Linked DNA regions of Mus musculus: region 1 is linked to region 2. A link is a loop called in an ENCODE intact Hi-C map of the cell type or tissue named here. Cell type or tissue: left cerebral cortex. All regions are shown on one strand. Each heading gives the region's core, and the rest is flanking DNA. Links, peaks and the distances in the headings are about the cores only. Region 1 has its middle 12 kb from the start of Gm39137. Region 2 has its middle 20 kb from the start of Gm35740.

Region 1 (15,563 bases), core at 4,046-12,045, 1.0 Mb before region 2:
TGTTCTACCACTGAATGATAGCCCTAGCCCTCCAACTCATATCGATAAGGTCATGGGAGCCCTGTATCAAAATCATTGGTACTAGTGATGACCAGCAAGTGCATAAAAATATCAGTGTCAGGAAAAACCATGGGGAGGCATGTAGGCTAAAGCCACAGTGAGTACCAACAGACCTTCACCAAAATGCTTCCTATCAGAAAACCCAGGAATGTACCTCTGGGATGCCTCATTCGGTAAAGGCACATGCTGACAAGCTTGATGACATTAATTTGACTCAAGGAATCCACAGGGAGGACACAGAGAACTGACTCCTACATATTGTCTTCTGATCTATTCTCATCTGCCATAACATCCAGGTATATCCATTTCTAAAAGAATGAATGAATGAATGAATGAATGAATGATAAAAATCACAGAGCACTTTAAAAATACCTGGAAAAGAACAAAGGCATCAAGGATGAAGAAACAGTGCATTCTTCACACTATTACTGGGAGGGTAAATAAACATGGCCATTGTGTGGATGATCCTCATTATGACATTACAAATATGTCTACCCCATGATTCCTGCCCCACTCCTGGGTAGAAATTCAAATGAAATGAGTACAGTATATAAATAAATAAATATCCATGTTCATTGGTATGGCATTCACAGAAGCACAAATTTAGAATCAGCAATGTGTCTGTTCTCAGATGACCGAGCAAGGAAGACATGTAGTTCAAAGGTAAGATGGAATGCAATTCAACTACCCTGCCATGTACAGCCTCAGGATGGAGAAGGAAGATACTGTGTCTGTGCTGAAATAGAAAAAAAAAAAAAGGCAGAGGATCAAGTGTCACATATTTCCTCTCATCAATGGACACTAAACGTATTGGTTACATGTAAGGTGAGAGTTCATTAGAAATCACCTGAGACTAGCCAGGAGCCGTATTGTCAGGAGGATGAGGTGGGGATGGAAATGAAGCTGCGTGGTGCAGTTAGCAGATGAGATGATGCTAATGTTTACAGTGTGGCAAGTGACTATTGTCTATTATTAATCAGGCATTTCAAAACAACCACGGGAGCATTTGAAGCTTTGCAATACAGGTAATTAATAATATTTGAGGAGATGCAAATGATAGTTACCTTGATTTGATCATTACATACTGTGGTTGTAATAATGTGCCCCAGAAATGAATACAATTATGGTGTCAATTACTTTAAAACAGAAAAGAAAAAAAAAGTAATCTCTGCAAACCATAAGGAGTTGACAGACTCTCACATTCCATATGCAATCACAGCAGTAAAGGTCCAACCACATCCTTCCAACCCACTTTGTTTTTTGTCTTGCGTTGCCTCAAGTGTCATTTCACAGGCTTCAGAGATACTAGAGGAATACAGTCCTGAGCCTGTTGGATATTAAAGTGAGGAGAAGAAGTTAGGGTATCTTGGCACTTCATAACTTACAATATGTATTTCTACAGGGCTTGAGGATGACTGTGGATACAGGAGGCACACCCACTTTTTAAGGACTGTGTTATATTTATTATGTATGCATGTATGTCATGGTGTGTCTATGTAGGTCAGAGAGCATCTTTTAGGAGTCACTTCTCCTCTTCCAGTGTGAAGGCACCAGTGCTTGAACTCAGCTCCTTAGACTTGGTGCCTTTGACTTTGAGCCAACCTGCTGGATTATTGCCTCATGCTTGCTGGCCTCAGCAAGCTGTTAGATAGTGGGTGTGACAGGAGAGGTAGAGTGGAAGGGAATGAAATTTGAATAACTAAGTCTGGAACTAAGCTGCTGGAGGCCAGGGACAGTGTATATTCTGTAATACCATTTCATGTCACTGTATCCATTCCATTAATATCCTCATGGTTCTGGTAGTACTGCTTGCCTAACCTACCTGATGGCTTATACAAAGTACACATAACTACCATAAGAAGAAACTGATTTTTTAATAATTATATTATTACATTTTTCTTTCTTTATTCTGCACAGGAATGGAGTGTCCCTATGCCCTATCATGGGTATGGGGTGAAGATCACAACTCACAGGAGTCAGTTTCCTTCTTCTACCACGAGAGTACCAAATTCTGTTTCTCAATCTTGGTGATCAGCATATTTATCTACTGAGGTATTTCACCAGCATATGGATGCTAGCTTCATTTCTGTCATCATGATAAAACATAAGGGCCAAAAGCAACCTTGGGAGATAAACATGTCATTTTGTTTACAATTTCAGGTCATAGTCCATCCTTGAGCTCAAAGCAGGAACTCAAGACAGGAACTTGAGAACAGGCCTGTTTGTCATGCCAACTGCATATTATTTCAGAACAAGGAACTTACTTCACAATAAAGAATGTACAGAAGCAAGCATGGAAGATGCTATGTGATAGCACATAGTCTGTCTTATGCTTAGCTGGCTTTCTCAGACAGTTAAGGAGCACCTGCCTAGGGAATGGAGCCAACCTCAGTAGGCTGAGCCCACCTATATCAACTAGCAGTCAGGGCAATCTCCCACAGACACAAGACAATCTGATCTACATAATTGTCCACTTTAGGTCCCCCCACCAGGTAAGTCTGGGATCTGTTAAGTAGACATTTAAAGCCAAACAGAACAGTAGTGGAAATACTGATTTAAAATTAAAATTGTTACACTAGTATAAGCTATTATTATTTACATGGTCAAATTTCATTAATATAGATTTAGAAGTTACTGCCATGCATTTGACATCATAGATGTGGAATCCTAGATCATTGTAAACAAGTGACAACACTGTAGCCACTAGCAAGGTACCATGTTGACAACTGTTTACTGTTGGCAAAATACTATACATATTTGTTAGCATCTTAGCTAAGCTAAAACCCAATAAGAAGAATCCAAAATCACTAATGAGTACAAAATCCTCACCTTAAAGGGAAGTTGAAAGAATCAAGAAATTGCCTGGATCTGATTGGTTTGTGGTAACATCTGTGGTAGATTGCTTTGATTGCTAATTAAGTATCCATTGCCTATTGTGGGCAGCCCACTCCCTTGGCAGGTAGCTCTGAACTGTGTAAGAAGGCTAGCTATGTATAAGCCAGCCTGTGAGTCATTAAACACCATTCCCTACATGGCTTCTGCTATACTCTCCAGGGGTTGGAGGGAGGGAAAGGAGTGCCTCTGGTCTGAGTTAATGCTGTGTGGAATAGCAAGCAGGCTTGATTTCAAGTTCCTACCTTGTTTAGAAGCACATGTGCATTATTGCCACTGGCCTTGTACCTTCCCCAGCATCCTTCTCTACAACAGGGTTTTGAATATGTACCTTTGACCTCATCTCACCCTCCAGAGAGCCTTGGGTTATGACTTAGATGTGCTTTGTGTCTGTCAGAATTCATGTCCAAGCTTAATTTCTCAAAGCCACAGTTCTAGGGGACTCGAGTCTTGTAAGATAATTATATCATGGAGCATCGCCACCATTGTGAACAGATTAATGTCTTCCTTAAGAGACTGAGTCAAGTTAAGTCTCACTGTCCTGAACTAGTTACTACAAATGCAGCTTGTCATAAACTAGGTGACCCTTGTTTCAGCTTTTTTTACATGTGCCTCTAGCCCATCTTACAAACCTACCTGTTATATATGCTGTCACTCATATTATGACATAGCACAGGCTCTTGACGGATGCAGGTGTCATTGTCAACTTCACTGGTTCCATAACTCTCATCTAAAGAAGCCTCATTTATTCATAAATAAACTAGCTTCTAGAGTTGTTGGAGAAACAGAAAGCCAAATAACACACCAGGGTTAAAAAAATAACAATTTATACACAAGGAAATGAAGCTGGAAGGATAGATGTCCCTTCCAAAGCCACACACTGTAGCAATGTGTAAGTACCTCCTGTCTAAGGCTGCAGCCCTTGTCCTGTGTAGATCTATGTATTAGTTTTTGTCAGAGACAGCCTTGAAATGAGCAGATTTCAAGAAGTCATGATGGGTTTGTTACACTGCCTAAATAATTGAAAGAAAAATCTGCAAACAGCACGATAAATCACATTCCCACAAGACTCCAAGAATCCTAATCATTGAACAAAACAGAGTGGAACATTTAAATATTATAAAATAGGAGTTTTAATGTTTGTGAACAGTTCCTGGTGGTGGAGTGGGTGACCAAACTGCAGGCAGATTTTAGTATGTACCTGTGATTCCCTCTTCAAGGAGATTAGGCCACAGTCCCTGAAATGTTAAACCATCCTAGCAGATGCTTTATTTAGGGAAAAAAAGGCAGGAATGATGTTTGTTTCATTGTCTTGGGAAATGCTTCATGTTTGTTTAGAAAAATGAAACACAGGAAAATTTGTGAATAGCCGCCAACACCATTGCAAAGGGAAGGGCCTGAGACAGCATCAAAGAGAATTACTGCTTTTCACCCCAACTCATACAGGATGTTGATTTGATCCCTTTTGCCTGCCAGGACAAGAATGTCCTTTATCACAATTCTGGAGCTGGGTGACGTCTAGCTCTCGGTGTCAAAGTGACTGAATTTCCATCACTTTTACGAGGAAGTAATTCTCCACCTAGAAAATCCTGCTAGGAAAGTGCAGTCCTGAGAGTCTAACATCTGACATCTTTAGTTTTATCAGTGTTAGAGGAAATCCTGTGCTTATGGGATACAGGGCATCCTAGCCTCTTCCAGCAGGCAGGTTTTCCAGGATAGGCGACTTTGATCACTATGAGGTGTTCATTTGTGTATGGAGTGAGTTGGGAGACCCCAGCTGATACTGGGAAACTGTTGGTTTTACATTGGATACAGACCCCTGTTCAGTGTTCTATCTTCTGCTTGGGAAGCTAAGAAAACCTTAAATGGATGTGAAAAGAGTGAATTAAGTCAATGTGAGTGTGTGTTATCTGACAGGGGTACGGCCATGTAACCGACCCCAGTACCCAAACCCATGGGGATGGGTAGTTTTCCTTATATGTGTGAAGCACAAAGAGATATCAAAACCTCCCCCCTCAGACCAAAAAATGTTGACAGCATCTGCAAATACCAGTGTTTTGGAATGAGTGAGCAGTGTGTGCAAACCCAGCAACTTGAGTTTTTTACTCCCAGGTTTTTACAGCCCCAGATCGCTCCCTTACAAAAACTTCCTACCCAGACAAGCAAGTCCTCCCTCTCTGCTGTACACTAAACTCTCTGAGGTTTTTGGGTTGTACAGTAGGTGCCAATCCAACAGAGCAAGTACAACCCACCTGATCCAAGCTCTTCTGTAGTATATGTGTAGATGGCTGCTCGCTCTTCATTCTCATGCCACTCAGTCAGTTCACGTCCAAAGCATCTCAGGACAAAACATCTGCAGCAGTCTGTAACCCTACTCAGAAATCTCTTCTGCTTGGAGATTTGTTTATGTTGTAGATGTTGCAATGGTTTGAATAGGAATGGGCCCCAAGGACTCATGGGTTTGAACGTCTGGTCCTTAGTGTATGACCTTATTAGGAAGTGTGGCCTTGTTGAAGGAAAATGGTTATTGGGTGCAGGCTCGAGGTCTCAGATGCTCAAGCCAAAGCCCAGTGTGGTAATCTCTTCCAGCTTCCTGTGGATCAAGATGTAGAACTCTCAGCTCTTTCTCCAGCACCATGTTTACCTGCCCACTGCCATGTTTCCAACCATGATGATAAAGGAGTAAACCTCTGAAACTGTGAGCAGCCCCAGTTAAATGCTTCCCTTGATAAGAATTGCCATGGTTAAGGAGTCTCTTCACAGCCATAAATTCCAAATAAGATAGGTAACTAGGAGTCTAGGAACTTCTTGGGGTTAGGTCTTTGACCAGCAGTTCTGTGATCTCAGATCCTCTTTAGGAGAAACACCACACAGCTTCTCTTTGGGAGAACTTTAATGAGCCATTGGTTGTTGGTTTAATTCTTGGATCTGGGTATTATAAACTACATCACCTCAGTGCTATGGAATTCTGCTGACATCACTTCTAGAGTGGCCCATCTCCAGGCTCCTTCTTCCCCCTCTTCAGAGAAAGGAGGCAATGTACTGCGTGGAATTGGAGAGTTCCTTTGTCTTTGGCATTTCCAGTTTTGCTCAACTGTGAGATGCATTATACCCATATCTCCCTAACAAATAGCTAATTTCCAAGGAATTTCCAAGCATTTTGAACTAATTACAAAAAAAATGCTCAAAAAACATTGCAATGTTTCAGATACGTACACATAAGTGCACACACACACAAACACTTTTAAGCTAAAAGCTAGGTATAAATCTAGTAGATTGATTTCAGATCAAAAATTTAAATGACACTTATAAGTTTTTGGTATTCTCTAGTCTGGTCTGAAAAGCAGTTAATTTAAATACATATTGATGGTCAGACTGGAGTACTATTATATGGAATTATCTGAGGAGAGTCTCTGGGTATCATGCCACTTGCCATCATTGGTAAACAGGATTCAGACTATACTGCCACATTCTGTTGCTCTGACTGTAGCCCTGGATCTTGCTGTTATTCCGCAAGCCACACTCACACTCCTTTGAAAGTGAGATTTATCAAACTCCACACATTTAACTCTAAAGTGCCCCCATGTTTAATCTCGTAAACACTCTCACCTCTGTTTAAATGAGGGCCCAAAAATCATTCTGGCCAGGAGTTGGGGATTTATGCAGAACTCTGCTAATATCTGTGAATTCACAAGACTCAATGTGTCGCACCATGATGGTTGTTGAGAGTGCAGAAAAAGAAGAAGCAGACATATGCATACATGGCTCCATGCCTGAAGTTTCTCCAACATGAAATTTCTTTTTTGCCTCTTGCCAAAGCAAGGGAGTATAGATGGAGAGCATGAGGCTTGTTCTTGGTGAAGAGCACAAGTGCAGAGCAGGTCTTGGACATTGACAGATGTTAGCTGTGTAGAGAGTGAGAGGACTTGTAAGTATAAGATTTGAAAGTGGAGAGAGAGAGAGACAAGAGTGCTAACATTAAAGATTAGAGTGAGCATGTGAAGGAAGATGTCACAGGTATGCATGTGTGTGCACACATGTGCATGTCCTTATACATAACTGCATGTCTGGGAAAGTACGTGAGTGGGGTATGGGCTCTTATTTTGTAGATATTCCTTGATTATATACTGATTCTATTAAACCCTTTTTTTCTTACTGTATTCCTTACTGTGTTGCTAAAATTGACAATTTTAGGCTAGTTAATCTATAAAGGAGAAAAGATTAGTTTAGATTATGGTTTTAGAAGTTATAAATCCAAGATTAAGTATTTGCATGTGGTGAAAGATATCTGAAAGGGGGGTGCTACTACTCCAAAGCTGAGTATTATAGCTTAGTGAGAGGTTTTTTGTTTTGTTTTTGTTTTTTTGTTTTTTCCATAAAGAAAGCAAGTGTCCCAAAGTTGCAAAAATGTGCCTTGCAACTGTGACCATGAGGGTTAGGTAGTGTGCACATAGGTTTGGAGCTGTAGCTAGAGACATAGTTGCGGCATGTTTTTGTTATTGTGAAACATCTGTTGTGCTCCTATGAGCACTGTCTTCCTGTCTATTGAGACCACTGGCATTTGTGTGCATGCCAGTTTGAAGACGGCATCCTCTGCAGGAACATATCACATATATCACACATGTCTTCTGTTGATGCCTGCATTATTGGGTCTTCCTATATCAATTAGAATCAAGCAATCCAATACATATTCATACACCACATACATACATACATACATACATACATACATACATACATATATTCTCCTTTAGACACACATCAAGTAAGAGTTAAAACTAACAGACATAGTATTTTTTCACACAGGGCTTCTAAGAATGTGAAAAAGTTTAGTTGGGACCTAAGGGTGGGGCACTGATTAAAGAGAATTAATTCTCTTCCAAGAAAGACAGTGATTAGTAACTTCTTCTTTCTCCATGACATGAGGGAAGGACATGAACCAAGAGAGGGTCCTTTATTAAGGCAAAATCTATTAAGAGCTCAACTTAGGAACTTCTAAGCCTACAGAACCACTACAAGATGGCTTTTTGAGTTACGCAGTCTGCAGTGATATAGTATAGCAACAGTCCATGTGTCTAAGACATGCGAGGTGTTCTCTTAAGTAGTCAGGAGCTTTTCAAACCTTGTTCCATCCCTCTGGTTAGAATACCAGACCATCTGTGAGGATTCTAATTGCTGGACACTGGAATGATGGAAGAGCTACTTTATAGTCAGAAGAAGAAGAAGTGCACTGTCATTAAAGATATGAATACCACGCTGCCCATAATCTTGAACTGCAAATTACTCAACCTAAGAATTTCCTTTGAAATTGGTCTTTTAATGTGTACAATCCAGGATTGTGTCTTTGGCTGACTATAAATCAAAGTATGGTGCTATTTCTAGATGAATTTGCTACCATGGCAACATGTGTGAGGTCACTGGGAAAGCCCCATTGCTATGCTATGTGCAGGGTGTGGGCACACATTTCTTGCAAGATGGGCAGAAATGTCAAGTCCTGAATGAAAAGAGGTAATACTAGATGCATAATTAAGCAATATTGATGGCTAATTATATCATTTTTACTTACTGATTTCTGGCTTTCTGAAGAAAATACCTGAGCGCGTGGCTGCTGAACAGCTGGAATTAAGGCACTATTATAATATTGATTAATACACATTTCTCAGAGGTTAAACAACCAACCACTGGCTTCTGCATAAGTAGCATGGGGCAGAACAAAATGCAGAACTATAGTTGATAAGAATTGTAAGCACCAAACTCCTTAAATTCTGCTGCTTTGGAGGAAGTAAGTAAGAGCTCACTATTTAGTTACAACAGAAATCTCTGGGATCAACCAAGCTAACACAGGGCCTACAGATCTCAGCAACCTCCACACTTTCCCTTGGACGTCAAACTTCACTTTCTCAACTGCAAGCATCTAGTTGTTTTGCCAATAAATTCAGAGCTTTAGTGCTCTCTGTGTTGACATTTAGCCCACAGAGAGAATGCACAGATGTGCCCCCCCCCCCGCCCCCGCCCCACCAGACCTCAGAGTCATCACATCAGGAGAGATTTTTATGGGCAGACTCCTGAAAAGGTTGCACTAGTTGCTGTCTTAATTACACCAAAGAATCCCCTTATCGCTGGAAAGGGAACACCCCATTGGACCCAGGAGAGGCCTGTTTGCTGTGAGGAAAGAGTAAGTCATTTCAAGAAGCCTCATCAAGGCCGGTGCGTCCACTTCTAGGCTTTGAGCTTTGGGCATGCTCCCATTTTCCTAACAGCAGCACGATTACACATTCAGCTGACCAGCAACCCTCCACCCACCCCGGGATCATTTTTGGAATCTGCTGGGATCTGAAGAACTGCATGCTCTTACACTTTCCAGCCACACTCTGGGAAAAAAAAAATGCCCGGTGATAATCGAATTTCCTTAAGAAACAATCCTCTGCTTCTGTCTGTCTTTTTCTTGGGATTGCACCTGACAGACTGAAGCTCCTATATCAGATTATTATGTCACAGCTCAGGTATTTGTCAAAACAGATTCTTTCCTGCCCTTCATATTACCTTTAAGTTGTGCTGTCTCGGGGTGCAGACAAAGCCAAACTCTACTGATGAGAAAAGTTGCTGTGAGGAGGAGCAGAGGTCTCTGGGAGAGAAATGTCACACCCAAGGACTACAAGAGAATTCATTAGATTGCCATCATTATCACATGTGTATGTGAAATGTGTGTGTTCCCATGCTCATTCATGGATATGTTGGTGCATGTCCAATTTTAAAGAAGTTAGCTAAAATGGGAATTCACTAGACTATTGGCATGCTCATGTATCCATATGAAATGTGTGTGTTTGCTCCTCCATTCATGGATGCTTGGTGCACATCCAATGTTAAGGAAGGAAGCAAAAATAGAAAGAAAAAGAGACAGTGAGAGTGTGCTTTATTCTCTCTGTTAACATAAGGGGAACAAGAATGAACAAGAGGATGGGGTAGAATCCATACTGGGAGGAACAGCAATGCTGGTCCTGTGCACACAAGCCCAGATATATTTTCATCACCAAACACATGATGGATGGTTGAATAATGTCTGAAATCTTCCATGAAATTTGAGGATACATGCCGCATAGGCATCACACTTCAGTAGACATCATATCACTGTGAAATAGTAGACTCGTGCTGCCTCTCTGAGCATATGTACAGAAGTTTGGGGTCCCATGCTTCAGCGTAGGCAGGATGCAGGAGAGGAAATGGAAGAGAGTCAACACTGTCTGCATGATTTGTAGACCCCTGTACACAGTAAAAATGAGACACTTTTCCTGTAATTGTGAAGAGCTTAAAAACAAGAAGAAGGCATTCAAGTGAGTGTGGCACCTCTGCAGACCACGCTCTTGCAGCTTCGGGAGAAGCAAGCAGAACAGGCATCAGATCTGTGTAGCCAGAAAGATACCCAGAGGGAAAGTGGTTTGAGATTCAAAGAACAGCCAGTAGCTCTGGGCACCCTGCTTTATAAGATGTAGTGGGGCGATTTTCTTGATCTCGATGCAAGGAACAGTTTTTGAAAACCACCAATGCTTTATCTTGTTGCTAACATCTTACCTAAAACTTAGGAGGGAGAATCTCTCAGTAGAGCCAGACACTGCTTAGTTGAGCATGGGTCCAGGCACTTCCCCGGATTTCACTGAATTTCCAATAGAAAGACTGTTTCCTTTTGCAAGCCCAAAGTAACTATGGGCACTCCAGATAGTATGCCTGAAGGAATTATCCCTGCTTTTAAAATATTTCACTAGCTACATCATTGAGTGTCTCATCACATCTAACAGAGTTCCAAGCTTAATCCACTAATTGGGAACTGTGCCATTTTCCATCTCCAGTTTGTTGTGTAAATAAGAAACACTCATGTAACATGTTGTAGTTGCTTATTATAAAGCTGATCATACACAGCTTTAACTGGACATATTACTTTCTACATTTCAGGCATGTTTATGGGCTCTGAATAATTCCCAACTTATGAATGTAGTTCATGGGTTCTAGGAATAATGGTTGATATTCTCTCTCTCTGCCTCTATGTCTCTCTGTCTCTGTCTCTGTCTCTGTCTCTGTCTCTGTCTCTCTCTCTCTCTCTCCCTCTCTCTCTCTCTCTCTCTCTCTCTCTCTCTCTCTCTCTCTCACACACACAGAGACACACACATACACACAAACACACACATTCACACATAGGAGACAGAGTTCAACTAGTTTGTGCATTATAACAGATCAGCTTTCAATGAGTAGACTCATACATAATTTGTAATCAATAATGATTTTCTTAGCCACAAGTTCCACATGAGTATAATCTGTCTCCTGCTGAAATTTAGACAGGGGTTTGAGTGACTAGAACCTTAACCTGTGGTCAGTCTTCTGGAATACACTGCTTCTGATAGCCAACTGCCCTTGGAGCTGTGAGTTAGGGAAACACACTTGGTAAGTAGAGAGTGGATCCTGAAGGAGAAGATCCCTCGTCTTGGGTGTCTCATGCCACTATCTTACATTTTGCCTTCTCTCCTCGTCTTTCTGACTACACCACTGATATTTATTGAGAACAGGTGGAAAGCCCCTTATCTGAGCTTCATATCAATTTTCCACTGTGCCTTTCGAACTACCCTATAACTGCAACAGGGAAAAGGAAAGACTTAATTTCCAGATGAAATGGGGAGGATGAAATATTTAAGTATACATGAATAACCCATGTCAAAACAGTCATTGATTCTGGTATGATAACCTCTAAGGGAGAATTAACAGGTTGTAATGTTCGTGTGCTTTCCAGAGTTTTCAGAAATTGGAGAATCAATAGCCCAGTTTCACTTTGTTAACATAGCACTTACCAAGTTCATTAACCAGAAATCTCCTTTCCAGTTGAACATTTAGGAGTATACTGGGCACTGCTATCCAGATGGATCAAGGCAGGCCTTTTGCCTTAACTACTGCTAGGACTGAATAACAGAGAGTGGCATTACTATCATGAGCTATAAAGGGATAGATAAACCCCAGTGCCTTTCTTAGGGCAGTTCACACACAAGAGAGGAAGTGTTAGCATGCAAGCTGGGCATTCTACTCCCTTGGAGGGCTGCTGTGAACTTTCAGATTTTTAGAGTTCCTGGTTTCCACTATGACTTATTTCCACACAGCAGAAACGGAGACAGTATTGAAATAATAGTGGATACAATAGGAAAAAATAAATAAATGAAAAAAAAAAAAAAGAAATCAAATGTAAAGTCAAGTTCCTGGCTCTGTCCACATGGATATGTACTATGGAGCTACATATGGTGACTGCAGACTGCATTTCAGGCCCCACTTCACTCCAGCTCTAGGTGCCACCACACATGTGGCTAGTGTGGCCTTGCTTGCCAACCAGACATTGGCAACTCAGAGTTTATCTACCTTCTCAGACACTGGTGGAGAGTTGAACAATATTGCATTTTCCCAAGTGTCTGCTGTAACCTTCCCTGGCAGATTCTTGGTGCTGCCAAAAGTTCCCCAATCGATTTCAAGGAGTTGACTTATATCCTTTTATCCTATCAAAGACAATACATAGTGGCTGCCATTCATTCTGTGTGCTCACCTTCCTTGCCCCTCCCCCTGCAACATGGCTTCATCTACTAACTCTATTCTGCCAGGTTTTGCCACTGACCCTCTTTTGATTGTTGTTATCTTTTACTCCTCTGTTTTGAGTCGGGGTCTCCTAGTATGGAACAGACTGTCCTGGAACTCTTGGCAATCCTCCTGTCTCAGCTTCTTGGGTACTCAGATTTCAGGCATGACCTACCACATGAGGGGTCATATGCCAATTGTGGACACCATGTTGCTTTCTTCAAAGAGCAGTACAAAGACTGTTGGCTGTATAAAAAGATGTTGTTTCTTTATTTCTTTTAAAAAATCATACACCCAATTGTATTTTTAATATCAGGGATAATGAGTATTACTTGTCACTTTGCTCATTGTCTTGGGAAGAATTTTAAAGTCTAGATAATAAGATCATCTGTTCTTTTCCAACAAGTCACCCTCGGATGGTTCATTGCTTATCAGACCTCATTACAGCTACCAACAGCAGGTGGTTTCAAGGATTGATGGTCTGCCTTGTGACTGAGAGATTCAAACACCCAGTGTTCATCCCCTCCCTCCCAAACAGAAACTAAAATAAGGAACATCAGTAAGGTGGTGGTGTAGAGTGAGATTGCCTGTTGTTTGTATTTCCACTCAAGAGCACAAGCATGTCTCTGGGGATGAAGGTACTTACATCCAGCAGCTTTTATAGAAAGTTAAGGCTAAAGCTTGGTGAACCCTCACCAAGAGCTCGGTGTGCTCCTGGGAGGCTTCAGAATGGGAGCTGTCATTCCCACTGACGACTGAACTTCTCTGGGGAGCTTTAAACTATCCTGACACCTTGTCTTCAGTCCCCAGACACTCTGAGTTAATTGTTGACTTGTTCAGTGGAGCATCCCAGAGGCATGGGGATGCTTCTAGCATGCCCAGGCACATCCATACTGCATTATGATTAGAACTCTCATACCTGGGCTTAAAGGTGGGCCTTGTTCTTGTCCAGGCAATCTCACCTACTGCTCAATAATCCATGGTGCTTTGGGGATCACTGTGTATAAGACGAGTTAGTTCTCTGTGGGGGCTCAGTCCCCCATCACACTGATTCTTTGTAACGTCAGCAATCCCCCATCAGACTGTAAGCTGTTTTTCCACTGTTTTTTTTTAATACAATTTATAAAAAAACTTGATTTTATAAAGGCAAGAGCTACTTATCCTAAATTAGCATCATGGACTTAAATTCAAGATGTAGTCCCTGCTAACATGGAACCCATGGCAACCCTCTAGTCTCAGCCTTCTAAGGCCTGGGAGTGTAAGGGTATACCGTTATGCCTTGCTTAAATTTCTCATTCACTTTGTCAAAGTCTATCATAATTTTGTTTGTTATTTGGGGGCCTGAACAGAGATTTTGTTTGTTATTTGGGGACTTGGGCACCACTGATTTTCTTTCACTTCCTTGGCACATGTATCTCCAGCCTTTCCCTACATTTCTAGTCTGGTAGCAGTAGGAAGATTGGGGTTAAATGCCATTCAAATATTACCTAAAATGTACTTTTCTTGGTTTCTAGGTTCTTATCTAAAATGTAAGTAACTTAGATGTCTTTGCTCATGCACTTCCACTGGACATACATACACACACACACACACACACACACTGCACACACAAAAAAGAGAGTTTTCTTAGCATAGGATATTGTGTAAATGATTTTAGAGCTTTATTATTTCTTCATATGTAGTGTTTATATTTGACATGTAATATATATTCTCTATAGGAATATGTATAATAATTTATTATTAAAATGTTTATAACATATACATGCTAAATCAAAAGCTATAGTGAGATAAATTTCTCTTCATAGAAGTTTTTGTTTGAAATTTGTATTATTCATTTATAATTATTGTAGGTCTACATGCTTGTTTGTGTTCACATGTGTATGCACATCTGTGTGTAGATATATGTAAATATGGATAAGAGGTTACATTGAGTGTATTCTTCAGTTGTACTTCATATATTGAGGAATCTTTCTTTCTTCTACATGAAGTTTGTTGTTTGGATTATCCTCAGATAGCCAGCTTACTCTGAGGATCCCTGTTTCTGCAGGAATTACATCTAGGTTACTATCTTGCATGACTTTTACATGGTCTTTGAGTTTTGATCCATACTTATACTGCAAATGCTTTACTTGCCTAACCACATTGCCAGCCTATTGCCCTGCTTTAATTAACACTGTTTTTAAGAATTGTGTTTAATCTCATGAGCAATGACTATAACCAACTTTTCCTTCCGTCCTTTATGACATCCTTCAGTCGTTTACTCGTTTGCTTCCTGTTCTTCTATGGGTCTTGTTTCTTCCGTTTTTCTTTCCTCTCATTTTATAATTTTAAAAATTTGATGACTGACTGAACTCTCTCTTGTGAAGTCCACATTTACAACGTGACTGGGTTATTAGGCAGGGTCTTTAAGGATAATTAATATTAAATACAGTGTTTGGATCTCATCAGGAGAGAGATTATAATACATACTCATTGTGGGAACAATCACTGAAGGCAGAATGAGGGAGGGGTACCACTAGGAGCTGAGGAAAAGGCTTCAAAGCAGGATGCTGTGGGGAAATGATAATCACTTGGAGATGGAGACTCTGTTCCCTTTAAGAGTGTAACCCCTGGTAGGTCAACTATGCTGCAGTAGAAAGCCACATACCAGAGGTCATAAAAACAGTACAGACTGCACTTGCTGGGTTTTTAAAAAGGACACAAATTTGGAAGGGAGAGTGTATCTGAGAGAATCTGGAGAAAGGGTGAACGTGATCGAAATATATTGTATGAAACTCTCAAATAATACAAAAAGAGGCGAAAATAGAGCAAAATTTAAAAGCTATTAAAATTAACGTGTTCAGCAAAAACAACAATAACAGCACCAACAAAAACCAAACCAACAACTAAATGTCAAAAATCATAAAATGAGAGATACTTGGTTTAAAAGTCTTTGTGGTTCAAATGGGCTAAGCAGTATGCACTGAGTTTCTGGAGTTCTCTATGGAGCACTTGTTGTGGGAAGTGGGGCT
Region 2 (15,563 bases), core at 3,233-11,232:
TTGCTCACAAGAACAACATTTGTTCTTTCTCCAACTTCGAGGAGCAGATTGTGTATGTGGAGGTAGAGAACAGGGCAGCAATTAGCCAAACAGGAGAAAGTTCTTAAACTGTCCTGCACTGGGTGCAGACACAAGGACGACATGAGCGTGTGATTCAGTGTGGATCTGTCTGTGAAATGTTCAAGGCAGAGACAGGTCTCCCCAAAGAGCCCTAGCTGCACCTGTGACAGGATCCTGACGTCACCTTCTTGCACAGCTGTCAGGGAAGAGGAGAACAAGACTGATGCAGGAGGAAACGTTTTGTGGATTCCAGGTGTTCTCACCAAGTCAGTCACTGCTGTCTCTGCTGCACCTTCTCAGTTCGGTCCCCAACTCCTCCCCATGCTCAGCACCCCACTGTGTCGCCTTCAGCCTGTCTTCTGCAGCATTCACTGCAGTCACACTCTGCACATTCCTCTTTCCATCTCTCTGGACAGCAGACGGTGATCACAGATATGCAGACTCTGCAGCCAGGCCACTTGGATTTGCATTCCTGAGACTGCCAACCACTAAGCCAGGGGTATCTTGGTTTCCTTGATTATAAGGGAAACTAACATTGGTACTTCATCCCAGGGATCATGTGAGGATGCAGTGAGTAACCACGGCTTAGAGGAGCACCTGGTTCTTGCAGGTGTCTCTGGGCAAGCTCTCCTCTCACTATCCTGTGGTCTGCACACTGGGAGTCCGGCTGTCATGCTTTCTCTTTCCCTGTTCCTCTACTGTGTGTTGGATGTTAGTATCCTTCTTCAATCTGTGAGCTTCTCAAGAAGAGAAATGTTTTTTCTGTACTGAGCCTCATCCTGGGTCTGGCAAACAGCACACGGTCGATACGTGAATGAGTAAATGAATTAAAAGTGGTGAGCAGGTGAGTAACCATAGACAAGGTTTCTTTCTAGTCACAGCTCAACCTCACTCCCCTCATAGAGCAGTTGAAGACACAGACTAATCCTGCTCCTGGGTGTATTCTTATAGGCAATAAGTATTGTGATGGTTTGAATATGCTTGGCCCAGGGAGTGGTTCTATTAGGTGGTGTGGCCTTGTTGGAGTGGGTGTGTCACTGTGGGCGTGGGCTGAAGACCCTCACCTTAACTGCCTGGAAGTCAGTCTTCCACTAGCCACCTTCAGATGAAGACGTAGAATTCTCAGTTCCTCCTGTACCATGCCTGCCTGGATGCTGCCATGTCCCCACCTTGATGATACAGGACTGAACCTCTGAATTTGTAGGCCAACGTTGTCTTTTATAAGACTTGCCTTGGTCATGGTATCTGTTTTACAGCAGTAAAACCCTAACTAAGACAGAAAGTGGTATCAGTGGTATCAGAGACTAGGGTATTTCTGTGATAGGCCTGCCTGACATGCTTTTGCTTAGAAGAATGTGGATTTGGGGACTTTGGATTTGGAAAGCCAGCCGTGGAATGCTTTAAATGGGGCTTAATGGGCTGTCCTAGTAGGAATATGGACGACTTTGTTACTGAGAGTGATTTGAATTGTGCAGATCTCGCCCAAGAGGTTTCAGTGGAGAATCTCAGTATGTGGCCTAGAGACTGTTTTTACGGTATGTTGGTGAGTGTGCAGGTATGACTACCTGTGTATACATGGCCCTCATTGTACTTAATGGGAGGAACAATATCCTAATTGTGTTTAGCAAGATTTTCTCTTGCTCTGGACGAGGTAGATTTTTAAATCAAGTTAGATGTTTGCAGCAGAATGGGCCTCCTGACAGCATTGGTGTACCCAACAGGTGACACTCGTGCTGCATCTGAAGGGCCATATCACCCTGCTCTGCCTCCTACAAAGGCTTGCTGCAGTGAGGGCAATTGTTCAATTGTACATACACGTCATGGGCTTGAAGCAGCCATACACTATTACCTGGGGTGCATTTCTAATTCATTTACTCTAAGCATAGTATTTATAGCCAGACTCTGAGAAGGAAGGAGTTGACTGACTCTCACTTGGGTAGCAGTATTGAAGGCACAGTATATGTGTCTGTGTCTGTGTCTGTGTGTGTGTTTGTCTTTCTGTGTATGTGACTCTGTATGTATGGTGTGTGTCTGTGTGTCTGTCTGTGTGTATGTGCTTTATATAAAATCTAAGATCCACAAATGGGAGAACTTGCTGTTTGTCCTTCTGAGCACAAATCATCTCACAATCTCCAGTTACTCCAGTTTCCCCACAAACACCATAATTTCATCTCCAGACAATATTTTTTTTAAAAAATGTTTTTCAAGATTCATATTACTTAAAATACTGAACAGTCTATAGTACAGAGAAAACACATTTTATCATCTGATACACAATCAGTATATAGATTAGATAATAACAAAACTGTCTATTAATGTATAAATTCTTAACAGTAAATCTGCTGTGAGTTGTGGGTTGTCTCTGTGGAGGAATGCTTACTGAACACACATGGCCTTACATTCTACCCCAAACACAACCATGACTCAATAACTTGCCTCTGTTTGAATTCCAGCATTCAAAGTGAACACTTATTCTTCACAATGGAGGAAATGTTCTGTCTACATTTCTCCACCATGGCTCTGTCGCCCTCCCCCACAGCCCTGCCCCCATCCCTCGCATCCATCTTTAGTTAGGAAAGCATCTTCTTTATCTTTACTTTTCATCTTGGGATGAAAGTTTTTCAGGTCCAGATTTAATTACTGTAGGCAAATACCGTACAACCACGTCATGACACAGTTTTCCATGTCAGCTGGTGTGACAATGGCTTCCAGCTCATTCCTGATAAATGATGGCTCTGCTATATAAAGTCCCTCCGGTTCCTAGGTTCCTAGTGCCACACAGGAACTTGTCATCCCTGCTCAATCACCTTTGAAACTGCAATCTCAAAAACTGGTGTGCGTTCATGCAGCTATAATCCCAGTACTCAGGAGGCTAAGGTAAGAGGATGGTATGAAGCCAGCCTGGGCTACATAGCAAAAACCAGGCCAGCCAGGGCCACAAATAAGATACTTTACACACACCCCCAATGACAGTCTGAAGACTCTACCTCTGATGCCCATGTTCAGCAGTCTTCACTCTCCTTGAGATGTCAAATGAACACACTCTCATTCATTCCTCCATCCTGCCCCTCACTTCACTCTCTGGGCCCTCTCTAATGAGTCTGCCAATCCAAACACTCTCAGCAGACTCAGCAGACACAGCCAAGCATGGTTCCAGCCCTCACTGAAGACCTCTGCCATGTTGGAGTGGAAGGATCTACTCACCTGTGAATTCCAGAAGAGGCGCTAGTGTGTGTGTTCAATTTTATGCTTGCTTTGTCTTCACAATGCCCGTTACATCACAGACACAGATGATGAAGACAGAAAACCCAGTGGGAACACAGTAGGTCTACATATGAAGCATAGTAGGTCTACATACAAAGCGTCATGGGTTGTTTATGCTCACAATGCAGATAGCATTATTATTATCTCAGCTCCTTTCGAAAAGAATAGATAGTCACATGGGGTCAACTGATGTGGCCAGCATAGGACTTACATCACAGAGACCAGAAAACAAAATGGCACATCCTGGCAGTAACTGAGTCAAGAGAGGCTTCTCAGTACCTCTACTACATCTGTAAGTCTCTGACACAATGGCTGAAAGAGGGTTGGGATGGCGGGGGGGGGGGGGGGTGGAGGGGCACTGGAGAGATGGCTCAGTGGTTAAGAGCACTGACTGTTCTTCTTAGAGGTCCTGAGTTCAATTCCCAGCAACCACATGATGGCTCACTAACATCTGTAATGGGATCAGATGTCCTCTTCTGGTGTGTCTACAGATAGCCACAGTGTGCTCATATTCATCAAATAAATAAATCTTTTAAAAAATTTAAAAAAAAAAAAAGAAGTAAAATTCAATAGCCAGTGGCTGAGCCAAAGCTCAGTGAGGCTAACCTACAGGAGAATACCAAGGCCTGCCCTGCACAACTACGACTCACTCTCCTTTGTGTAGCTCTTAGAACAGTGCTTATCCCTGGAGAGTCCATGAGACTAGAGAGGATACAGAGTGGAGATGTATCCCTTAGGCGGGAGGGAAAGAGAAAGAGGGAAAGAGTAGATCTTGCTGTATAGTGTCACTTCCATTTGAAGGATCTGGAGACTTGGATAAGCTGAATAATTTAGCCAAGATTAGGGTACTGGTAGCCAGGCATGGTGGCTCAGCACTTGCAAGCATGGTTGTTTATACCTGTATAATCTCAGCATCTGGGAGGTGGAAGTAGGAGCACAAGAAGTTCAGAGCCAGCCAGGCCTACACAGTGAGATTGGAGTCAGCATGGACTAGATGAGAGCTTGACTGGGAGAAGAGAACGAGTGGAAGGCATTGGCGGCAATGGCCACAGAGGCAGCCATCCAGCTACTTAGTAAACCACAGGAAACAGTATGGCCTCCAGCCACACTTGTCCTCTGGCCCACTGTCTGCCCTCCCTCGGTTCCCCACTGTGAAGGCATCATCACAAATCTGCCATTTCCCCAACAGTCATCAAGCTAAGAGAAACTTCTGGGAAGTAAATTAGCCCACAAATATCATCAGGACCACTACAGGGAGATCAGCACTTTGCACATCTAATGCATGTGTTTATGTAAATGGCGGTAAACAAGGCTGATTTACATCGGTGTCAGCGTGAGTTTTTGCTTGACTTTGCATAATGAATCTTAACCTTCAACTCTGGGTAGGTGAAATTTAGATGCAAAAGTCAAAGAGATGGAGGAACGCTTGCTCGCTTGCTCGCCTGAAGAAAGGAAGCAAGCAGCTCTGAGACCCGAGAAGAAAGTGGAGCAGAAGATCTTAGGATCCTAGGGAGACGAAGATGAGAAGACAGGTGCAGGTGGCTGCCCCCTGAGCAGCTGATGCCTTAGTTCAGTCGTTTCCAAAGTTTCTTCTCAACCCTGCAGCCAACTCTATCAGAGGAGGCCATGGTGGCTAAGCAGGGGACCCCTGAAGTGAGACTTCAATGAGCCCCTGAATCTCTCATCTATATCCTGGATTCAAAGGAGGCCCCGCATCCCTCCCTCCCTCAGAATACTAAGAGCAAACTGGAACCCAATGCCCCAGTGCAAATCGGATACCCATTCTTTTCCAAATGAGAGAAGGAATCAGCCCAGCTCGGTTCAGATTTAGTCCCGTGTGCTAAACACCTCTAAAGGCCGTAAGAGGTGTTTTCAGAATAACTCTGCAGGATCGCATGCGTATGTTCACAGGCATGCAGCTATGTGTAGAAACCAGACACTGACACCGCCCGCTTCCTCAATCACGCTCCACCTTACAAACTGAGGCAGACTCTCTCACTTGAACCCACAGTTGGACAGTTTTGCTAGCCTAGCTAGCCATCTTGCCCTGGGAATCCCCATGTCCATTTCTCAAGGGCTGGGATTTCAGGTGGGCCGTGCGGGCGCGCTGCCACGCCCACCCCCCATTTATGTGGTGCTGGGGGTGTGAACTCAGGGCATCTTGGTTTACGCAGTAAGCACTTTAAACACTAGGCCGTTTCCCCAGAGCAAAAATAACAAGACTTTTTTTAGTATGACAGCTAGGTACACACTGTGAAGCAAGAGCTAGACCTCTTCAGAAGGCATGGTGACTTCTGGTGGTCTGTCAGGAGCGTCTAATGATCACTGAGGCAGTAACACTGCATGGTAGTACACCATATGCTCAGAACTATGCCGAGTCCCATAGCTCATTTCCTCCAGAGAAAGACACTATCCTTCCCTCACGGGTTGGAACACTAAACGCTAGAGATTAAGCACCAGGAAAATTGCTCTCGGTCTTACATTAAAGCTGCTGTCTTCATGAGAATCAACTTGTTACAAGTGCTCTCTCTCTCTGCTTAAGATGATTTTAAATGTCATTAACAATAAACTGTAACACTGCACGAGGGAAAAAAAAATTCCTCCTATCTAAAACACACTTGCCACCTATAAGCAATTCTTGAAAGAGACCGTTTAAGCCTCATTAGAGAAAGATATATTTAATATATTACTTTAGTACATTAAAAGGGAAAAATAAAAGCAAAAGAGTTTTAAGCCTTCTTCAATGTATTTTTCTTTTCTCAGAGATATTAATGGTAATATATTCTTTTCCACCTAACTCTGTCATCTGCCTTGTTTAAAGAGCTGGGGAGACAACCTTTCCTAAAAGAATTCATGATCCAATTAAGAGCTATTGTTGCTAGGAACGTAAATCCAGTCGTGTAGTTAGGAAAGGCTCATCTGCTTCTGATCCCGGCTCTGAATGTTGGTAAATACACCTTGGGTTTTGTTTGTTTCTTGTTTCTTTGTTTCTTTGCTTGCTTGCTTGCTTGCTTGCTTGCTTGCTTGCTTGCTTGCTTTCACCCTCCTCATAAAACCCAAGAGGCTAGACCTGGATCTTTATTCCAGGGAATTGTACCATGGCTCTTGCCTGCTAAGAAAGCAGCCTCAGCAAGGCTGCTACCTGCCCCGTGGCGGTAGTAAGACAGCAGCGTTCAAAATTAAACGGACGCTTACAGAACTCGTGAAAGTATATGCATGAGCTTCCACAAAACCCAGAACTCAACGCGAAGCTGTGGGGAATCGGAACGACCAAAATAAAGTCGAGGCATGAGAGCAAACAGGCTAAGGCAAGTATCCTGGGGTTTCCTAGCTCTGGGGTAGCATCCACGCTGCCTTTCTAAAATGCTGCATGGAAAGAGTAATGCCAAGGTACTATCCTTCTGACCGTCTGCATTTTCTAACTTCGTGATTCGGTGTTTTCTTGCCCCGCTCAGGCTCACTTAATGCCTGGTCCAGTTTGTGTTCTCATACTTCTATGCTACAGTTCTGTGTCACAGGCACCTGCAGACACTGGCTGCAGCGCAGCTTCCCCTTGCACTCCCGTGCGGTTGGCACATGGCTTTGGCTTTGCCATTTCCAAAGCATAGCAGCGCCACCTAGTGGCCAGGTTCAGAACTGCCGACTCGTCCTGGTCTTCGTAAGGGCTCTAGTCATGCACACATCTTGTGTGCACACAGACCGTCCCTTATGTTGGGTTTCTGTGAAGAAGATAATAAATATATAGTTAAACCGTAAATACATAATCGCTAAATATATAGACAAAATATATACTCAAAACCGCAAATTTCTCATTAATAATAGTTAAATGTCTTGTACAATTTCACACGGACTTTTCTAAACTTTTGCAATATCTGGGGGCTGATGCAAGACCAGGCACGTTTTACCTAAAGACGATGTATTTCAGGGATAAATTAATTTTTTGGAATTATACCGGGGGATGTGCATACTGATCTATGACTCACCTGCCCTAATTGAATTATTTTACAAATTAATAGGAGATAGTTCCGGGATTAATTGCCCCTCTATTACTTATCTCTTAATGAATTTTTAGAAAATGTTAACTGTATAGACTTTACGAAGAAAACGTTTTTCCATTAATCCTTTCTCGAGCTAGATGTTTCCTGGTATCCTACCAAGTTACATGGATGGGATAATTTTTAAAACATGACAGATGTTGAGGGACTCTTTGTAAAGCTAATCCACTTGTCACTGAGATTCTTTTTACTTAAGTCTTCAGCCTCCTGGTTCCTTTAGGCTATAAATTACATCTTTAAGTTATTTCCCTGTCTCGGTTCTACAGAGGACACCAGTGGCGGTACCAACAGTCTCATTTAAATTCTGCTTGCTCCGAGTCTCCCCTGTTATTATTGCCCCGTTTCTAGACTGTCAAGGGAGCTTGTAGGCATACTCGTCTTGCGCCAGCACGAGACTCTAATCACTTCTGTGTGTTCCCAACAGCTTGGTGGCCTGAAAGTCACCAGGCTGGGTGATCAATATTGAGAACACGTAGTCAAGGACTGAGGGTGTAGCTGTTAGTGTCTGGGTTTGCTTAGCATGAATGAAGACCCTGGTTCTATCCCAAGCACCTCATAAAACAGGCATTATGACACACAGCCGTAATCTCAGCCTTCAGGAGGTAGAGGATCTGGAGTTCAAAGCCCTCTTTAGCTCCATAAGGCCAGCCTGGGCTACCTGAAACTTGGTCTCAAAAAAAAGGGGTGGGGGGTGGTCTTCAAAATTCAGACACTAGGCAAAATGTCAGCTTCCTAAGCTTTTCCTTCCTCGTCAGAGGCAGTAAGGGCCCACGGAGTGATTTTGAATGTCTGCTCTTGAGTAGCAATTGCAGACTTGTAAAGGTGTGTGTCAATACATAGATTTTCCAACAGAAAGGAAACTGCATGAGGAAAGGATGACCACCCAACTGTTAGTGGCGGTGCTGTACATGAACCCGTCTTGTGTCGCAGGCAGCAATCTTATCTAACCTGTTTATCCTGAGCTCTCCAACCGTGCAGTGTCTGGGATGGACTTTGAAGTGGACTTAATGTTTTGTAGATCCCCTTATTAATTAGCAAACTCAATAATCTCTAAAGCATACTGACATTTTATGTTTGCGTGATCTTGCCTTGTGAGAACTTAGTCTCAGCAGCTCCTGCTAATTGCACTCAGCTTCAGTCCTTAATCCTGGCCTGAACGTGGAGTGGGTTTGAATGTATATGTCCCTCACGGGCTCCTGGGTTCTTTTTTATCTATTTTTTTATTAGATAATTTCTTTATATACATTTCAAATGCTATCCCGAAAGTTCCCTATACCCTCCCACCTGCCCTGCTCCCCTACCTACCCACTCCCGCTTCTTGGCCCTGGCATTCCCCTGTACTGGGGCATATAAAGTTTGCAAGACCAAGGGGCCTCTCTTCCCAGTGATGGCGACTAGGCCATCTTCTGCTACATATGCAGCTAGAGACACAAGCTCTGGGGGTACTGGTTAGTTCATATTGTTGTTCCACCCATAGGGTTGAAGACCCCTTCAGCTCCTTGTGTGCTCTCTCTAGCTTCTTCATTGGGGGACAGGCTCCTGTATTTTAGCACTGGGTTCTACAATTCTGCAAGCTTCAGGAGGTGAATTCTCACTGGAAGAAGTAGAACCCCGAAGACCCTGGAATTTTATAATTCAGCCCCACTTCCTTTTCACGCTCCTGTTCCTGTATGGATACAATGTGACCAGCTGGCCTCCTGCTCTGCCACTGTGCTTCCTGTGTAGATACAATGTGACCAGCTGGCCTCCTGCTCTGCCACTGTGCTTCCTGTGTAGATACAATGTAACCAACTGGCCTCCTGCTCTGCCACTGTGCTTCCTGTGTAGCTACAATGTAACCAGCTGGCCTCCTGCTCCTGCCACTGTGCTTCCTGTGTAGATACAATGTGACCAGCTGGCCTCCTGCTCTGCCACTGTGCTTCCTGTGTAGATACAATGTGACCAGCTGGCCTCCTGCTCTGCCACTGTGCTTCCTGTGTAGATACAATGTGACCAGCTGGCCTCCTGCTCCTGCCACTGTGCTTCCTGTGTAGATACAATGTGACCAGCTGGCCTCCTGCTCTGCCACTGTGCTTCCTGTGTAGATACAATGTGACCAGCTGGCCTCCTGCTCCTGCCACTGTGCTTCCTGTGTAGATACAATGTGACCAGCTGGCCTCCTGCTCTGCCACTGTGCTTCCTGTATAGATACAATGTGACCAGCTGGCCTCCTGCTCCTGCCACCAGTCATCCCCACTATTCTTCCCAGTCGTGATAGACTGTGTTCCCTTAGAACTGTAAGCCAGAATATGCTGTCCTCCCCAGATAACTTCCTCTCAGGTACTTGGTCACAGTAACAACAGAAGTAAGAAAAACACACTACAAGACTGTCTGTGGGTTCTGAGAAGATGCTTTGGAGTGAAGGGCATAGCTTACTGCAGAGTTTTCTATCCATTAGCCACTGCTTGTACATCTCTGTTCATGTCTCTGTATTAATTTCTTATTGCCATTGTGTATAGCAAGCAGCTACAGATTTAATGGCCACTTCAGAGAACAGAAATCCATCATGAATTTTTCTGGGCTCAAATTCTGAGTTCAAATTCTGGTTCTGAGAGCCAAGTTCCTACTGAAAGTCCCACAGGAGCCCCTGTCTCTGACATCTTCCAGTGTCTGCGGTTCTTGACTTGTGAGCCTATGCATTTACCTTCTGCTTCCACAGCCACATCCTCTTCCTCGTTTATGGTCTAGAGACCACCCTGAGCTCAGTGAGTCAGTAAATTTGTCCATCTCAAGGTCACACCTGAAACTACACCTGCAGGGTCCAGTCGGCCATGAAGGCAACTTGTTAACATCCTCCAGGAATTATCTAAGGCATCTCTAAAGACACTGTTCTTTGACCTGCCAAAGTACTTATCCTAATGCACCAAAAAATATATATGTGTATATATATATATACATACATATATATATATATATATATATATATATATATATATATATATGCACTTGAGGATACTTTCCAAAATAATAAGATGCTTTTAAGCATTCTGAATCCACTTAGCTCACTATGTAGTGGACAGTTTAACCAGTTATATTTAGTGGTAAACCTCTTGCGGTCCTTTACATATGTTCTTTCATTTCATGAGACTTGGAATTATGTACTTATATAGGCAGAGGTCTGGGCCCTGCCCTGGCTGTAACTTTCGGTCTTGGTAAGTTATCTGACCTGTCTGACTCCTGAGCTGTCTTACCATATATGCAGTCAGTGAAGACCATGCCTCCGTGAGGGTTTGCTGAGGGGTTAAATGTGAATATTGTTGACCACAGTCCCTGGCGTACAATGTATATATTCACTTCTATGGCTGCAATCTGTTGTGAGAGCCCATTCAATGCACCACCACTGTCTCAACCACTAATGCCCTCAACTGGAGAACCTGATAACACAGGACAGCTTCTCTGTGAAGGCAAGGGAAGCAGGTGTCAGCATTCTTGAAATGAATTTGCTAACATGTTACACCACTTCCCTTTTCCATGCCCAGCAGTGACTCTCTGTTCCACTCAAAAGTTCTCCTTGCTGTCTTCGCTGAAGAGGGGGTTTGTCCCTGTTAGCCACATGGCTGGGTTAGCCTGGTCCTCTGTTCTCACCCCACTGTTCTCACATTGCTCCTAAGTCCAATGCTCCAGTCCTTCCATCAGATAACTTTCTTCATCTCCTTTGTCCAAACATTACCTTGCCAGTGAGGCCTATGTTTATTGCTCTATTTCAATTGCAGACCCCTCCCCCCACTTCTGCCACAACCATCCCCTAACCCCCTCCTCTGCTTAAATATTTTGTGTAGGATTTGTCTTTAAATCGCATATTATATTCCATTTACCTTTTTCCAATTATTAAATATGACTCTTGGCTAAGATACTACTTTCATAAACATAAAGATTAACGTAGCCAGCCCTGCCTAGTGGCACACAATACTAGCTATTTGCAATCCTAGGTAATTTATTTGAGATCCTATCTTAAAATTTCAAAACAAGAAAGAGAGACGTGGCTGAACAGTTAAGACTACTTCTTCTCACACAGGAGCATGTTCTAGTCCCAGCACCCAGAGGACAGCTGGGAAAGTTCCAGGGCATCCAATGCCATTCTTTACCTCCATAGGCACCTGCACACACACACACACACACACACACACACACACTGCACATAAACCCATAAAGCTGTCCATACATACACATAAATACAAATACATTTAAATTCTTAAAAAGAGGCCAATATCTAACACAATGGAATAGTGCTTGTCTTAGTTAGGGTTTTACTGCTGTGAACAGACACCATGACCAAGGCAACTCTTATAAAGGACATCATTTAATTGGGGCTGGCTTACAGGTTCAGAGGTTCAGTCCATTATCATCAAGGCAGGAGGAGCATGGCAGCATCCAGGCAAGCATGGTGCAGGATGAGCTAGGAGTTCTACATCTTCATCTGAAGGATGCTAAGAGAATACTGGCTTCCAGGCAGCTAGGACAAGGGTATTAAAGCCCACCCCCACAGTGACACACTTACTCCAAGCCCACACCTACTTCAACAAGGCCACACCTCCTAATACTGCTACCCCTTGGGCCAAGCATATCCAAACCTTCACAGTGCTGGCCCTGGCATATATGAGGCCCTGAGTTCAATATCAATATGAATAAAAATTAATTAATGCATATTCACAGTAATCAGAAACTAACCAGTACATATTATGTGCACACACACAAAAATGTATTTCCAAAACAAATGATAGGGCAAATGATAAATAATGACGTGGATTGTTGGTGCCAGTCTTTCCTGTTGTCATGTTTTTCCTACTATATTATTTACTTTTCTGTTACTGTAATAAGACACCATGACCAGGGCAATTTATAAAAGAAAGTGTTTACTTGGAGATTATAGTTTGAAGGTGTGAGTGCATGACCATTATGACAGGGAGCATGGCCCTGGAAGAGTGGCTGAGAGCTCAGATTTTGAGACACAACCACTATGAGGCAACGTAACTAAGAATGGTTCCCATATGGAGGCCATTCTCACTCAAATCACCAAACCGACTTTACAGCCCCAGATGTTATTCCTAACTACTAGACACCCAGCAGGTAGTGTAAAATGCAAAGTTTTTAGAAACATTTTGTCAGTATTGTTACCTTCACACAAATGAAAGAATGCTCAGATCTGGTTTGTGGCCACTCTCATAACTACAATAAGAAAGAAGCAGATGTGGGGAGATGTGGAAAGACAAGTGCTCACAAAGCTACATGGAAGTAGAAACCGTGGCCACTTCGGAAAATACAACAGTCTCTAAAAGAGTTAAACACGAAACTTTCTATCTGCCTTGTCCGTTCAACTCCAAAGTGTTCACTCGGGAAAAGTGGAAGCACGGAAATAAGACTCCCATTATTCCTAAGACTGAAAAACTGGTACCAATCTTGTCGCCAGATGGGGAGTGGATAGACAAGATGTGTACCTACACAGTGGAATCCTATTCAGTGATGAAAAGGAGTGAGCTGCTAGCACACACAGACAGGACTTTACAAGGCGTGCTGGGATACCACCAGACATGGTAGAGTAAGGACATCTGAGTATCTGCTCCCTGAAAACCTGACTCAGCAGACAGAGCACAGCTGTCATCAGAGAGGCTTCATCCATCAGATGATGGGATCAGATGCAGAGACCCTGTACTGGCTAGTTTTGTGTCAACTTGATATAATTGGAGTTATCACAGAGAAAGGAGCTTCAGTTGAGGAAATGCCTCCATGCGATCCAACTGAAAGGCATTTTCTCAATTAGTCATCAAGGGGGAAAGGCCCCTTGTGGGTGGGACCAGCTCTGGGCTCGTAGTCTTGGTTCTGTAAGAGAGCAGGCTGAGCAAGCCAGGGGAAGCAAGCCAGTAAAGAACATCCCTCCATGCCCTCTGCATCAGCTCCTGCTTTCTGACCTGCTCGAGTTCCAGTCCTGACTTCCTTTGGTGATGAACAGCAGTATGGAATTGTAAGCCGAATAAACCCTTTCCTCCCCAACTTGCTTCTTGGTCATGATGTTTGTGCAGGAATAGAAACCCTGACTAAGACAGACTCAGAACCAAACATCAGGCAGAGGTCAGGGAGTCTTGAGGAAGAGTCAGGGGAAGAACTGAGAGAGCGAGAGGGGTCAAGGACACCACAAGAAGACCTAAAGACCCAACTAACCTGGGCCCATAGAGGTTCCCAGAGACTGTGCCACCAACCAAAGAGCATGCATACTCTGTACCTAGGCCCACTAACACATGTGTAGCAAACAGATGTACAGCTTGGTCTGAATGAGAGTCCCCCAACAACTGGAACAGGGGCTGTCTCTGACTCAAACTCCTTTGTCTGCCTTTGGACCTCCTTCCCCTAGCAAGGCTATTTTGTCTGGCCTCAGTGGGAAAGGACACACCTAGCCCTGATGAGACTTAATGTGCCAGAGAGGGTTGGGACCTGGGGGCGGGGGGTGTGGAGAGAGTGGGTGGGACTCCCTTTCGCTGAGGAAAAGGGGAGGGGGGAATGAGGGAAGAGGGGAGGGGGGAAGGGGGATTAGGAGAAGAGGGGGGCTACAATCGGGATGTAAAGTGAATAAATAAATTAATGAGAAAGAAAAGAAAAAAGAAAAATGGACACAAATACTATCCACTCTGGGGATGAGCCAGAGACCTGCAACAACCAAGATATATTTATTTATTCAAGGGAAAACAGATCATTTCAGTTAGCGTTATGTCACAGTAAGTGGGCTTACTCCCAAGCCCCTTGCTCCAGCTGTGCAGAAACCATGAAAAGCAATAGTCCCTTTCAAATAAAAAACAGCAGCATAGCAACCACTGGAGAGGAAGAACAGGTTTGAAGCCTCCCAAATTCCCCATTCCCAGAAAACTGTGACTATTCAATTCACACGGTGGTGCCCTGTACATCTCCTCTCACAGGGTCTCTTCTTGCACGATCTTAACGGAGCCCTGGCTTGGTAAAATGGTCCTGCCCCAGGGCTTTTGGCTGAAGATAATCAGAGATGCTTTTTAAATATTTATATGCACATGGCATTACTATCAAGAAATGGAACAGAGGACTGGGCAGAGTGGGCACACACTTGTAATCCCAGCACTCAGGAGGCAGAGGCAGGTGGGTCTCTGAGTTTAAAGTCAGAAGGATCATCCGTGAGTTCCAGGACTGCCAGAGACACAGTAAGGCCCTATCTCAAAAAGAGGGAGGGAGGGAAGGAGGGAGGGAGAGAGAGAGAGAGAGGGAGGGAGAGAGAGAGAGAGAGAGGGAGAGAGAGAGAGAGAAAAGATCTGAGCAAGCAGGAGGTAGGTAAACTTCAAGGCAAAATCTTAGCCAGGTGGATGGAGAGAGCAGGCTTCATGATGCACACAAAGTCCCTTGACAGAAACGGGGAGGTCAGCGCCAAGCAGTAGCAGGCAGTGACAAGAACAAAAACAAAGGGAAAAACTACTCAATACTCTATATAGATCCAGTTTAGAAAGTCACTAAACAAGTCCATAGCAACCACACACAGAGAAACGAGCTGGCTTTGATACCGGAGGTGACATTACATAATCCCAAATGTCCAGGTTTCAACAGACAGTTATCGACAAAAAAAGAAAGAAAAGAAATTAAGTTCGACTCTCACACAAGGGGCATGCTCAGTAGTCATTGGGCAAAGGATTACCCAGTCCTAGACAAAGTGATTTTTGTGTTCTCTCTCTCTTTTTTTTTAAGTATGTGTGTGTACTCACAGCGCACATGAGGACAGAGAATAATTTCAAAGCTCAGTTCTTTTTCCTCCAACCATGCAGGTTCTAGGATCAAAGTCAGCTTATCAGTCGTAGCAGCGAGTGCTGTTAGCGAGTGTGATCTCCTACCAGCCTCACGAACAAAGGTGCAGTCAACTATTTTGCTAACATTTTGAAAAGATGTCTTACTATGTAGCCCAGCCTAGCCTTGAACTCATGATCTTTAACCCTCTGTCTCACAAGTGCTGAAGTTATAGGCATGGATCTCCTAGTTTATACAACTGTTTTAAATAAGTCCAAAGAACTAGGAGCTTGTATATGAAAACTTAAGAAAAAAATGAGATGTTGTCTCATCAAAGAGAGAGCATCAAGAAAGAGGCAGACACTATGAAAGAAAACCAAACATTCTGGAGGCCCCATAGGAGAAACAAAAATA

The links. A loop is a pair of places that touch in the nucleus more often than their neighbours do. Peaks named below come from ENCODE experiments on the same cell type or tissue, not always from the same donor. Only the 100,000 strongest peaks of a DNase experiment are listed, where the experiment ranks them.
Region 1: it touches region 2 in a loop (6-fold over the local background); 2 of 42 quality-filtered maps call a loop at or near these places.

What each region holds. Positions count from the first base shown.
Region 1 is chr8:17,542,708-17,558,270 of GRCm38, forward strand. No RefSeq gene overlaps it. Among named protein-coding and RNA genes, the nearest start is that of Gm39137, 12 kb to the right of the region's middle. In left cerebral cortex, for the core only: no CTCF peak of the experiment used is centred there; a DNase peak (open chromatin) is centred at 8,375.
Region 2 is chr8:18,557,906-18,573,468 of GRCm38, forward strand. No RefSeq gene overlaps it. Among named protein-coding and RNA genes, the nearest start is that of Gm35740, 20 kb to the left of the region's middle. In left cerebral cortex, for the core only: a CTCF peak has its summit at 6,953 (motif pointing left); DNase peaks (open chromatin) are centred at 6,581 and 6,940; H3K4me3 peaks cover 416 bases.